2 separate regions of the Homo sapiens genome follow, and region 1 is linked to region 2. A link is a loop called in an ENCODE intact Hi-C map of the cell type or tissue named here. Cell type or tissue: PC-9. All regions are shown on one strand. Each heading gives the region's core, and the rest is flanking DNA. Links, peaks and the distances in the headings are about the cores only. Region 1 overlaps MAP4K5 (mitogen-activated protein kinase kinase kinase kinase 5). Region 2 overlaps DMAC2L (distal membrane arm assembly component 2 like).

The links. Peaks named below come from ENCODE experiments on the same cell type or tissue, not always from the same donor. Only the 100,000 strongest peaks of a DNase experiment are listed, where the experiment ranks them.
Region 1: a loop joins it to region 2, with 2.2 times the contacts of the local background. A loop is called at or near these places in 3 of 110 quality-filtered maps.

What each region holds. Positions count from the first base shown.
Region 1 is chr14:50,421,593-50,426,978 of GRCh38, reverse strand. MAP4K5 (mitogen-activated protein kinase kinase kinase kinase 5) reads left to right here. Exons shown (of 33, transcript NM_006575.6): 31 at 1,002-1,072; 32 at 3,803-3,858. Among named protein-coding and RNA genes, the nearest start is that of CDKL1, 27 kb to the right of the region's middle. In PC-9, for the core only: no CTCF peak of the experiment used is centred there; no DNase peak of the experiment used is centred there.
Region 2 is chr14:50,318,503-50,323,888 of GRCh38, reverse strand. It overlaps DMAC2L (distal membrane arm assembly component 2 like), which reads right to left. Exons shown (of 6, transcript NM_001382507.1): 3 at 2,295-2,406; 4 at 1,170-1,378. The coding sequence starts at 2,401. Among named protein-coding and RNA genes, the nearest start is that of DMAC2L, 8.9 kb to the right of the region's middle. RefSeq lists an enhancer at 2,759-2,818. In PC-9, for the core only: CTCF peaks have their summits at 2,485 and 2,685 (motif pointing left); a DNase peak (open chromatin) is centred at 2,518; H3K27ac peaks cover 1,542 bases.

The DNA.
Region 1 (5,386 bases), core at 92-5,091, 100 kb before region 2:
AATTATGTTCCCAGAACATTCTTACATTAACTTTTTACAAAAAGTTAATAGTCTAATAAAACAGTTAATTTTCAGTTACTTTCCTCCATCACTTTTAATTATGCTTTTCTAACTCTAATACTTACTTGTAATGGTTAAATACTAAGAATTTTATGTAAGAATTGACTCACAGATCCTAAATATTCAATGTGTGGTTAAATGTTGGATTGTGGGGCAGGTTTATTTTATTTTATTTTTTATTTATTTATTTTGTTTGAGACGGAGTCTCGCTCTGTCGCCCAAGCTGGAGTGAAGTGACGTGATCTCGGCTCACTGCAGCCTCCACCTGTGGGGTTCAAGCAATTCTCCCGTTTCAGCGTCCTGAGTAGCTGGGGCTACAGGCACAGGCCACCACACCTGGCTAATTTTTGTATTTTTGTAGAGACAGGGTTTCACCATACTGGTCAGGCTGGTCTCCATCTCCTGACCTCAGGTGATCCACCCACCTCGGCCTCCCAAAGTGCTGAGGTTACAGGGATGAGCCACTGCGCCCGGCCAGGTTTATTTTTTAAAATTTCTTTTGTTACAGGGAAAATATGAACATAAAAAATGCTTGTTTAAAGCTACTTCTGAATATGTAACAGTATTTAAACAACAATGCTTTTAATGCAAAAACCCAGTTATATATGTTTTTATGATTTTATTCATTTAAGACAAAAGATACACTGTATCTTTTGTATGAAAGAAATGAATATGCCAACATCCACCTTATCAGAAGTTAGTTCATGTTTAAATGAATGGCTTTTATATGTATCTTTGAAGACTTGCATAACCCTACCTCAGTAAATTACTTGAACTTAGGCATGTCTTAGCCACAAAAATGTTGAGAAATCGTGGTCTAGACAGTGGAATTTTGCACTAGACACTTGAATAGGCTTATATTATTTATTAAAAGTAGAGAAAATTTATAGTGAAATGCTCTGTGCTTTATATTAGTTTCACTTCTCCCTTATCATTTTTAGTATGCCTTCAAGACAGTGTGTTGGCTTTCTGGAAACATGGGATGCAGGGTAAAAGCTTCAAGTCAGATGAGGTAAGCCTTCTCAGATTACCTCCACTGACTCCCACTAACAATTTTAAATGTCGAAGCACTCGTTTTATGCATTTCCTCTCTGAACCTACATTACTGTGTTTAGTGCTTTTAATACTATGAACTGGTAGAACAAAAAAGCCAGTATTTTCCCTTCAACTATGTTCACTTCTGTATCATAGTTCAAAATTCTCAGTGGCCACCAGGAATTGCAAAATATAAGTTCATGCAATTTCATTTATCTAATTTGTAATTTGTAAATATGGTTGCTAAGCTTGTAAAACTTTTCTAAATTTATTAAGTGTTTTCCATAATCTATAAATATCTGGCTTCTTTTTAAATATATTTTAAAATCTAAATTAATACATAATGGAGCATAAGAATAAGGGAATCTAAGAAAATTGACTCATTTAGTAACTATTGAGTACCAACTATGTTCAAGACACTATTATTGTAAATAATATCAAACTTTAAATAATACCTACTGTGTTCCAGGCACTTTACAAATATTTGCTTATTTCAGGCTCAAAATAATCCAGTAGAAGTAGATACTATTCATATTGCCATTTTTACAGCTACAGAGTGGTTAAGTAACTTGCCCAGAGTTACATAACTAGTGAAGTGGAAGAGTCTGGATTTGAAGGGTCTCTTTAAATCACTTCTAGCTGAGATAATTACGTCTCATGCAGGAGATGGGATTTGGGCCTCCAATTTGAGGAATGAGTCCTACTAGCTAAGATAATACTAACAGAGACATTTCACATTTACGTGAATACTTGTGTGATTCTTCTAACTATGGCCTAACAAGTTTGTGAACTTACTTAAAGCTCAAAAACTTCTTCTGTTTGCATTTACCTTTAGTTTTATCCACACTCTTACTTATATATAAATGAATATTCCTACCTCTTATATGAATGCAGAATTAGAATGCTTCCAGGAGGAAATGACATAAATCAGCTGTCTTTGAATATATAAGTTTATCTAGTTACTGATACGTGTCACTAAATGTCACCAAGTCCCTGCACTTGATGAAACCTACAGTCCTACTTATTATCATATGGTTAATTATTCTTAAATGCTATTTTCATTATGTCACTCCTATGGTTAGAAATCTACAGAAGGTCCTTGTTTCTTACTGTATCAAATATTGATTCCATTTCCGAAATATCTATTTTTAACTCTTTTTTTTTTTTTTTTTTTGAGATGGAGTCTCACACTGTCGCCCAGGCTGGAGTGCAGCGGCACAATCTCAGCTCACTGCAACCTCCACCTCCTGGGTTCAAGCGATTCTCCTGCCTCGGCCTCCTGAGTAGCTGGGATTACAGGCATGCACCAACACACCCAGCTAATTTTTGTATTTTTAGTAGAGATGGGATTTCACCGTGTTGGCCAGGCTGGTCTCGAACTTCTGACCTCACGTGATCCACCTGCCTTGGCCTCCCAAAGTGCCGGGATTACAGATGTGAGCCCCACACCCGGCCTATTTTTAATTCGTCTTGATTACCTTTTTTTCAGTTTATGTTCTCATCCTTCAACTTGGGCCTAGCTAAAGTCTTGACCTCTTTCATAAAGTAATACTCAGTCATTCCAGGCACAATGATTAGAACATCTCTGAACTTAATACTCTGAAAAATCAGCTCCAACTAGTATAACACCTAATTTATTTTCTGATTCAAGCTTATTAATTCTATTTTCCCAGGTAGACTGCAAACTCCTTGATACCAGACTTTTTTTTTTTTTTAACTTACTTTATATCTACAATATCTTAGTGTGGGTTCCTCTAAAAGTAGACCCTAAGACAAGGACTCAAATACAGATAGTGTATTTGGGAATAGATTCCAGAAGACAAGTGATGGAATGAGGAATGGAGAATAAAGAGGGGCAAAAAGCCAATAAAGAACACATTAATAAGCTAGTTCCCACTAAGAGCAACTGGGGCTTAATCCAGTAGGGACCACTGAGGAATGGGGTAAAATACACCTCAGAATTGACTCATTTGTAGATGACGAGGCTTGAGCATTTATGCAGCAACTGCTATCCCATGTTGGTTAAGGCCTGCCCCCAGGTATACAAACTGCGGGCACTTTGGCATAGTACCTGCACATGGCTGAGCACCCTCTGCAGCTTTGTAGAAAACAGAGTATACAGGGTCTTGCTCTGTTGCCCAAGCTGGAATGCAGTGGTGCAATCATAGTTCACTGTATCCTTGAACTCCTGGGCTCAAGCGATCCTCCTACTTCAGCCTTCTGAGCAGCTAGGACTACAGGCATGCACCACTGTGCCCAGGTAAAATTTTTAAATACTTCTGTAGATACAGGGTCTCACTTTGTTGCCCAGGCTGGTCTCAACTCCTGACCTCAAGCCTTGGCCCCCAAAGGAGCTCTGCAGTCCAACAAACCTGTATTCAAGTCTTGAGTCTACCCATTCTATGAGATTGAACAACTTATTTAACCTCTTGGAGTCTTAGTTTCTTCTTCAATGATATGAGAATTATAATGCATATCACAAAGAGTTCTTCTAAGTAGAGTACCTGACCCATACTAGATGTTCCATAAATGTGGGTTCATTTCTAATAATATGCAATCAAAAAACTTACTAAAATTTCTTTTATTTGAGGAATTAAGTCTACCAAAAAATATTTATTGTGTTAATAATTGCTCTAAATTAATTTTAAATTGTTATTAAGGCAATATGGGGAGTAAGATGTTACTGATAGGTATTTTTCTTTCCTAGGTTACCCAGGAGATTTCAGATGAAACAAGAGTTTTCCGCTTATTAGGATCAGACAGGTAATAGTTTGGTTGTATTAATTTAATTACCAAAGGAGTTCAAAGATCATACTCTTAATTATACTGTCAGTCTGTAATTGTTTCAAACAAAACTCTTAGAAGCTCATTGACTTAGATACATTTCTCTGTGTCTTTACTGAGAGAATTAGTAATATTTTAATAAGTTAACTAAGCAACCTTTTGTCAGTGTGAGGATTGTTATTCTAGAGACAGTTATATTCAACTGAGACAAAATGTGTTGATATAGATGTTGATGTCCCTAGTACTATGAGAGCTATTTCGGGCCCGTTTGTCTTCATTTCTTCATGGTGTGCTGCCTTCCATTAACTATTAGGAATATGTACCTCTTGATGATATTTGCTTTTATATTAGAAAATGCCTGGTTCAGTTTCTAAAGTTAATCTAAGTTAAAAAGAATTATATGGTCTCTTTTTACCCCAAATAAAAGACAAGTTGCAAAACTGTCATCTTATGAAAAAAATGTAGTAGCTGTAGCTTTTGATTTCCAAAATCTACTGCCTACTTCTTTTTTTCTTTTTTTTTTTAAGACGGTCTCACTCTGTCGCTCAACTGTCTACTTCTATAGCTAATAAAATACCCATTCCTTCCTCTTTTCCCACCAAAAGTTGTTACTAAAGCAAAATTGGCTATAGTGGTATGCATTAGTCCTGAGACAAGGATTGGGAACCTCTGGTCTTCAGGTTCACATTGCTTAAGTTTTAGATACTTGAGGAAGGAGGGGGAAATGGAGTTATAACTCCATAAAAATTTTGAAGAGAGTTTTATAGGAGAACAGGAATTTTCAAAAAGTGATGACTACCTTAGTGAATAGAAAAGGTAAGCCCACAAAGCATGGCAACTTAGTAAGTCGTCCAACCAACAAAAAGAGAATTTGAGGATCATCTGGTAAATGACTCTAGAACTAAAATGAGAGGCTCTTTGCTTCTCCAGGAAGGGCTGAGAAAAGAACTGTGGGCCGGGCACAGTGGCTGATGCCTGTAATTCCAGCACTTTGGGAGGCCGAGGCAGGTGAATCAGCTGTCTCTACTAAAAATAGAAAAAGTAGCCAGGTATGGTGGCGTGTCCCTGTAATCCCAGCTACTCGGAAGGTTGAAGCAGGAGAATTGCTTGAACCCAGGAGGCGGAGGTTGCAGTGAGCCAAGATCGCACCACTGCACTTCAGCCTGGGCGACAGAGCAAGACTCTGTCTAAAAAAAAAAAAAAAAGAATTGTGGATCATCCATTGATCCTGGTGTAGATAATCCTTTAATGAAACCAAGTGTGAGAGAATTCAGCTTGGTAGAGGGTTGGCATCAGAGGCCGTTTCTCTGGGTTGCTTGTTTCCTTCTACCTACTCTGCTCAGAGCTTTGTGCATCACTTTTCCCTTCCCTGTTCGTATTCTCTGTCCACTCTATCACTATTTGCTCTGAAAAACTACTTCCTTCAGACTGTTGCCTTGCTCTGCTTGTCTCTTACATGGGCATCTCCTTGTTTTTAAGATACATATCTAAACAGAGTTTTTGTTTT
Region 2 (5,386 bases), core at 140-5,139:
CCTGGTTTGCCCACGACTGACTTGGTTTTAGGACTGAAAGTCCTATGTCCTGGGAAACCTCTTAGTTCCATGAAAACTGGAATGACTGCTCACCCTATTAACCATATAAGGAATTCACTATAGAGCTTGTGCTGATGGACAGGACCATTCCGCAGTCAGATGCCCACACACTGGAGGAAAGAAATGCCCACATAGGGCCAGGCCCAGTGGCTCACACCTGTAATCCCAGCACTTTGGGAGGCTGAGGCGGGTGGATCACCTGAGGTCGGGAATTCAAGACCAGCCTGGTCAACACGGCAAAACCTTGTCTCTACTAAAAATAGAAAAATTACCCTGGCGTGGTAGTGCACACCTGTAGTCCCAGCTACTTGGGAGGCTGAGGCAGGAGAATCACTTGAACCCAGGAGGTAGAGGTTGCAGTGAGCCAAGATCACGCCACTGCACTCTAGCCTTGGTGACAGAGTGAGACTCTGTCTCAAAAAAAAAAAAAAAAAAAAAGAGGCCGGGTGCAGTGGCTCACACCTGTAATCCCAGCACTTTGGGAGGCCGAGGCAGGCGGATCATGAGGTCAGGAGATCGAGACCATCCTGGCTAACACGGTGAAACCCCATCTCTACTAAAAATACAAAAACAAAATTAGCCGGGCATGGTGGCGGGCGCCTATAGTCCCAGCTACTCAGGAGGCTGAGGCAGGAGAATGGCGTGAACCTGGGAGGCAGAGCTTGCAGTGAGCTGAGATCGCGCCACTGCACTCCAGCCTAGGCGACAGAGCAAGACTCTGTCTCAAAAAAAAAAAAAAGAAAGAAAGAAAAAAAAATGCCCACGTAAGCAGAAGCTGTGTGGATATAATTATTCCTGCATTATTGAGGGCTTCTCAATGACAGAAGTTTGACAAAGATAGTTTGACAAACAAGGCCCTGGATTTTAAGTCAATAAACCAAAGACTAGAGACATACAGAAACAAGCTTAGTGAGAGGAGGAAGGAGAGGAAGGTGTCTGTAACCTCAATTTAATTTGAAAATAAATATCAAACACAGGAAGAAACAAACTTGACTATAATGAAATGGGCAAAAAGGACATACCTATGACTATAATCGTGAGTCAACTGCAACAAAATGGTCACTGCAAATCATCTGCATTTTCTATTAGCAAAACGATAGGGTAGTTACCCATGTGATCAAATCCAATGCTCATGATACAAGAGTCGGTGGCGTCGATCGCCTGAATCTTGTATTTGTCCAGAGGGCCTGTTGGAAGGTGGTTGTAGTCCTTCTGCCACCTCTCCTGGCCATGGTAGCGCACCATGGCCCCACAGCGCAGCAACCACTCGGATGCCGCCCTGTCAGGGCCAACATCCCTGATGCGATCATAATCCACCCTGTTGGCAAGAGAAAAAAAGCAGTTTGCTTTTACAATAATCACTAGCTTGTTAACTATATTAACTGACATAAATAATACAGAACGCAACAAATTTTCATTTCAAGTGACTGACGAGGAAGATAAATTAGTGAGATCCATGCAAAAAAAACAAAAACAAAAACAAAAAAACCTGCAGTCTATCTGCTGACTTTTTTAGTTTTGTTTTTGTTTCCACGTGAACGCTGTCAAGGCGTATTATTTTTATATGAATTTATCAGACACAACGTTTCATTGATTCACATATAGTACAGTGCTTGACACCAGAGATACTTAGTAACTATTCTACGAATGACTATACTTGGTTAGAATTTGTATTAATAACAAAAGATTAAAGAGAAAATAATTCTGAATCTGTGGTCAAATTAATCTCATTAAGTGATATTTATTAATTTCTACATATGCTTTTTTCTCTAGCTAGTGATCATAATGCTGTATTAAGTAATTAGAAGGTTAGTTTCAAGTTTCAAAATGACATTTCTAAGTGTGCCACCCACTAATTTTTTGAAAACCCAAGTTACTTTGATAGAATTCAAAAGGTTAACTACATTCCTTTAAAAAGCCATAAAAATAAAATACTTTAAAATTATATTTAATAAGTTTTTCTGATTATAAAATGTTTTAGAAAACTTGAAATATATCAAAAGGACAAGTAAGAAAAATCATCGAAATCCTGCAACCCAAACAGCCACAATTAATATTTTGTAATCTGTTTTTCTGGTGTTTTTTCCATGTTTGTGTGGGTTTTGTTTGTTTGTAAACAAAATTAGGATCACACTGCACAAACTGTAAATATGAGAAATAGCCAAACAAGCTATTGGGAACTTATTTAGCTGTAACCATCTCCACATTTCTTCACTTTATTTAGAGTAACTTACTTATTAAACACTGCATTCAACCAGCCCCAGAAGTATCTGGAGTCACATGACCATGGGAGTTTCTTTACGCCACACAACTGCTGGGAAATTTTTCCAAACGGCATCATTTGATCTAGACACACAAAACAGTACTTACATTAGATCATCATCCGAGTCCCATACATATAGCAACTTACTTCAGAGTCAATGCTCTTGTACTGATAAAGCTGATGACTCACTTGCCACTCAACAATTACTGAGCAAGTCACTCCTGTTTCTTGTTCTTGGGGTTTTTTATTTGTTTGCTGCAAAAAAATGAGGGGTTGGACTGGATGGTGTCTAAGGCTCCTTCCGGCTAGAACGTTAAGTTCCACTGTTGAAACCTCAATTGGAGTCTGCCTGTCGTACTGCCATCTAGTGTCCATTCAGGCGCTGTAGCTATGAATTTGCTGAAGCTGGCTCCTCTATTCCCCATCTATATTTCCAGCATCAAAATGACAGACTAAAATCACCGAAAGAGCAACGTGTCAAGGTTAAGATGCTTGCATCCAGGAAAGAAGAGGAGACATGAAAATAGATCTACCTATGACAAGGCTGCAAGTGGTGTTACCAGAGCAGTGTAAACAAAAAAACTGTTTTAAGGGCAGCTGGGAAAGACTGGGCAAGTAACTTCACCTCTCTGACCTCTGGTTTTCTCATTTGTAAAATGAGATGATTTGCTTAATTTCCAGCTGTCAAAATGTATAACCATAATTTGAGAAAGTGATTCCTGGAGTAGGTTTCGATTTGATTGACCTCAATTCAAGTTTCCCTAGTAGTATGCTAGGTGTGTGCAGGGGACTGGATGTGGCAGGGAGGAGGAGATGGGGAGACAAAGATAAATGAAACATGGTGTTTGCTTTGAGCATCTGACAATTTAATGCAGGATGGAGTGGGCTAAGACACGTTATCAAGTAGTTAAAATAAGTGACAGAACTTGATAAATGCCTCAAAAGAGTTAAAATAAGGACAGAAAGGATTTCAACAAACAAAGGTGCCAGGAAAAATTATGCCAGATTATTAGCTGAAGCAGGAACATTTAAGGCATGTTATTTTCAGTTTCACTAGCACATGTGAGTCATGAGAAGAGGCAGGCAACTTGCACAGTCAGGTCGTGAAGTGTTTTGCATGCTCAGCCAGGGAATTTGGACTGTATTCTGTATGTAGCAGGGAGTCACCGAGGTTTCTGAACAAAGCACTGGCCCTTTGGGAGGCCGAGGCAGGCAGATCACGAGGTCAGGATATCGAGACGATCCTGGCTAACACGGTGAAACTCTGTCTCTACTAAAAATACCAAAAAATAAAAAAATAAAAAATTAGCCAGGCATGGTGGCATGCGCCTGTAGTCCCAGCTACTCGGGAGGCTGAGGCAGGAGAATCGCTTGAACCCGGGAGGCAGAGATTGCAGTAAGCTGAGATTGTACCAGACTGCACTCCAGCGTGGACAACAGAGTGAGACTCCATCTCAAAAATAAATAAATAAATAAAATAGAACAAAGCATTGGCATTGTTACGGTTGTGCTTCAAGAAATTGACTCAGCAGCATCAAGATTAAGGGTCAACAGAATGGGACAGCCAGTCAGCAAGGGCTTCAATCACATGAGGCCATACGAAAGGGCCTAGTTGGGGAAGGATGGGAATGACATTACATAGTTAGTTCCATATGACTCAGTTAAGTGAGATGTAGGGGCAAGGGCTAGAGGAGTTGAAAATGACACCAAGTTTTGGCCCTGGGTCACTGGTAGTAGGATGGTGATGCCATTAAAAGAAATCACATTAGGAGAACAGGGTTATAGGTTCAGATTTTTTTCTTTTAGTTTTTCATAATCTACATACTAAGTGTTAGCAGGATTTCTAAGTGCAGATGACCAACAAATCATTGGAATCAGAGGTCACAAAACATTAGAGCTGTAAGGAATTTAGATCACCTGGATGAAATCTCTCATTTAGAGGTGAGGAAACTGAAGCCCTGATATTAAGTAACTTCCTGACATCCTAAATCCTTTCTGAAACAAGGTGGGGTATTAATAAATGCATGTGTTTAAAGGGACTTGCTCAATGTTTCATGACTAATTGGTGGCAGTGTTGAAACCTGAACCCAGTTCTCTACCAGCCCAGGGTCCTTTCCTCAATCATTACATGGTTCTGGAATTCAAGAGAAAGAAGAGGACTAGAAAGATGCCTGAGAGGGAAACACCTTAAAGCTGAGGAAGTGATTGAGGATGCTGAGGCCGTGGAACAGTGAGAGATGTGAACTGAAGACAGAACCAACTACCCTTTCATCCCTTTTTCACTACAGCCGTCTTCATTACTGCAAGCCTCTGCTCCACTACCTCTTATCATGTTCTCAACCCTTTCCAACTTTTTGTTAAAGCGCTCTCTGCCTGTGCCCACCTTGAATAACTCTATTAGTTGTCAATCTTATTTACAAATATGGGCTTTCCCAGCTTCTACTCAGGCTGTTTTCTCTTAGCCTCCCTCCCCCATCACCATCAATCTGTGGAAATCCCACCCAACCTCAAGACCTTACTCAAATGCCATGTCCATTCATTCATTCGCTCAAAAAATGTTTATTGAATGTCTGCTATACTTAGTGCAAAGGCAACAATGGTAAGACAAAACAAACAAAAACAAGAACAAAGGAGAAAGAGACACACAGAAAGACAAGGTTCCTGACCTCATAGAACATATAATTTAATAAAGAGAGATAACATATAAAGAGATAAATAACACCCAACGTGGTTGGATAATAGAGGTGTGAACAAATACCATGAGAATCTAGAGAAGGGAGTGAGAAGAAGGCCTTCACACTAGAGGTGTCTTTTGAAATGGGTCTTAATGATTAAGAGTTTTCAGTTAGTCTAGAAGCAGAAGCAGAATATGAAAAAAAAAATTCCAGTTAGAACGAAAAAAGAGTATGCAAAGTAAAAGAACAAGGATGGCATCTTATTCATTTCCATTTTTCTCAGCATAATGCAAAAGTTTAATAAATATTTGTTTATTAATAGTCTTCAACGGTTGACATGTTTCCATGGAGAAAGGTAAAACCAGTTAAACTGTTATTAAGCAGGTGA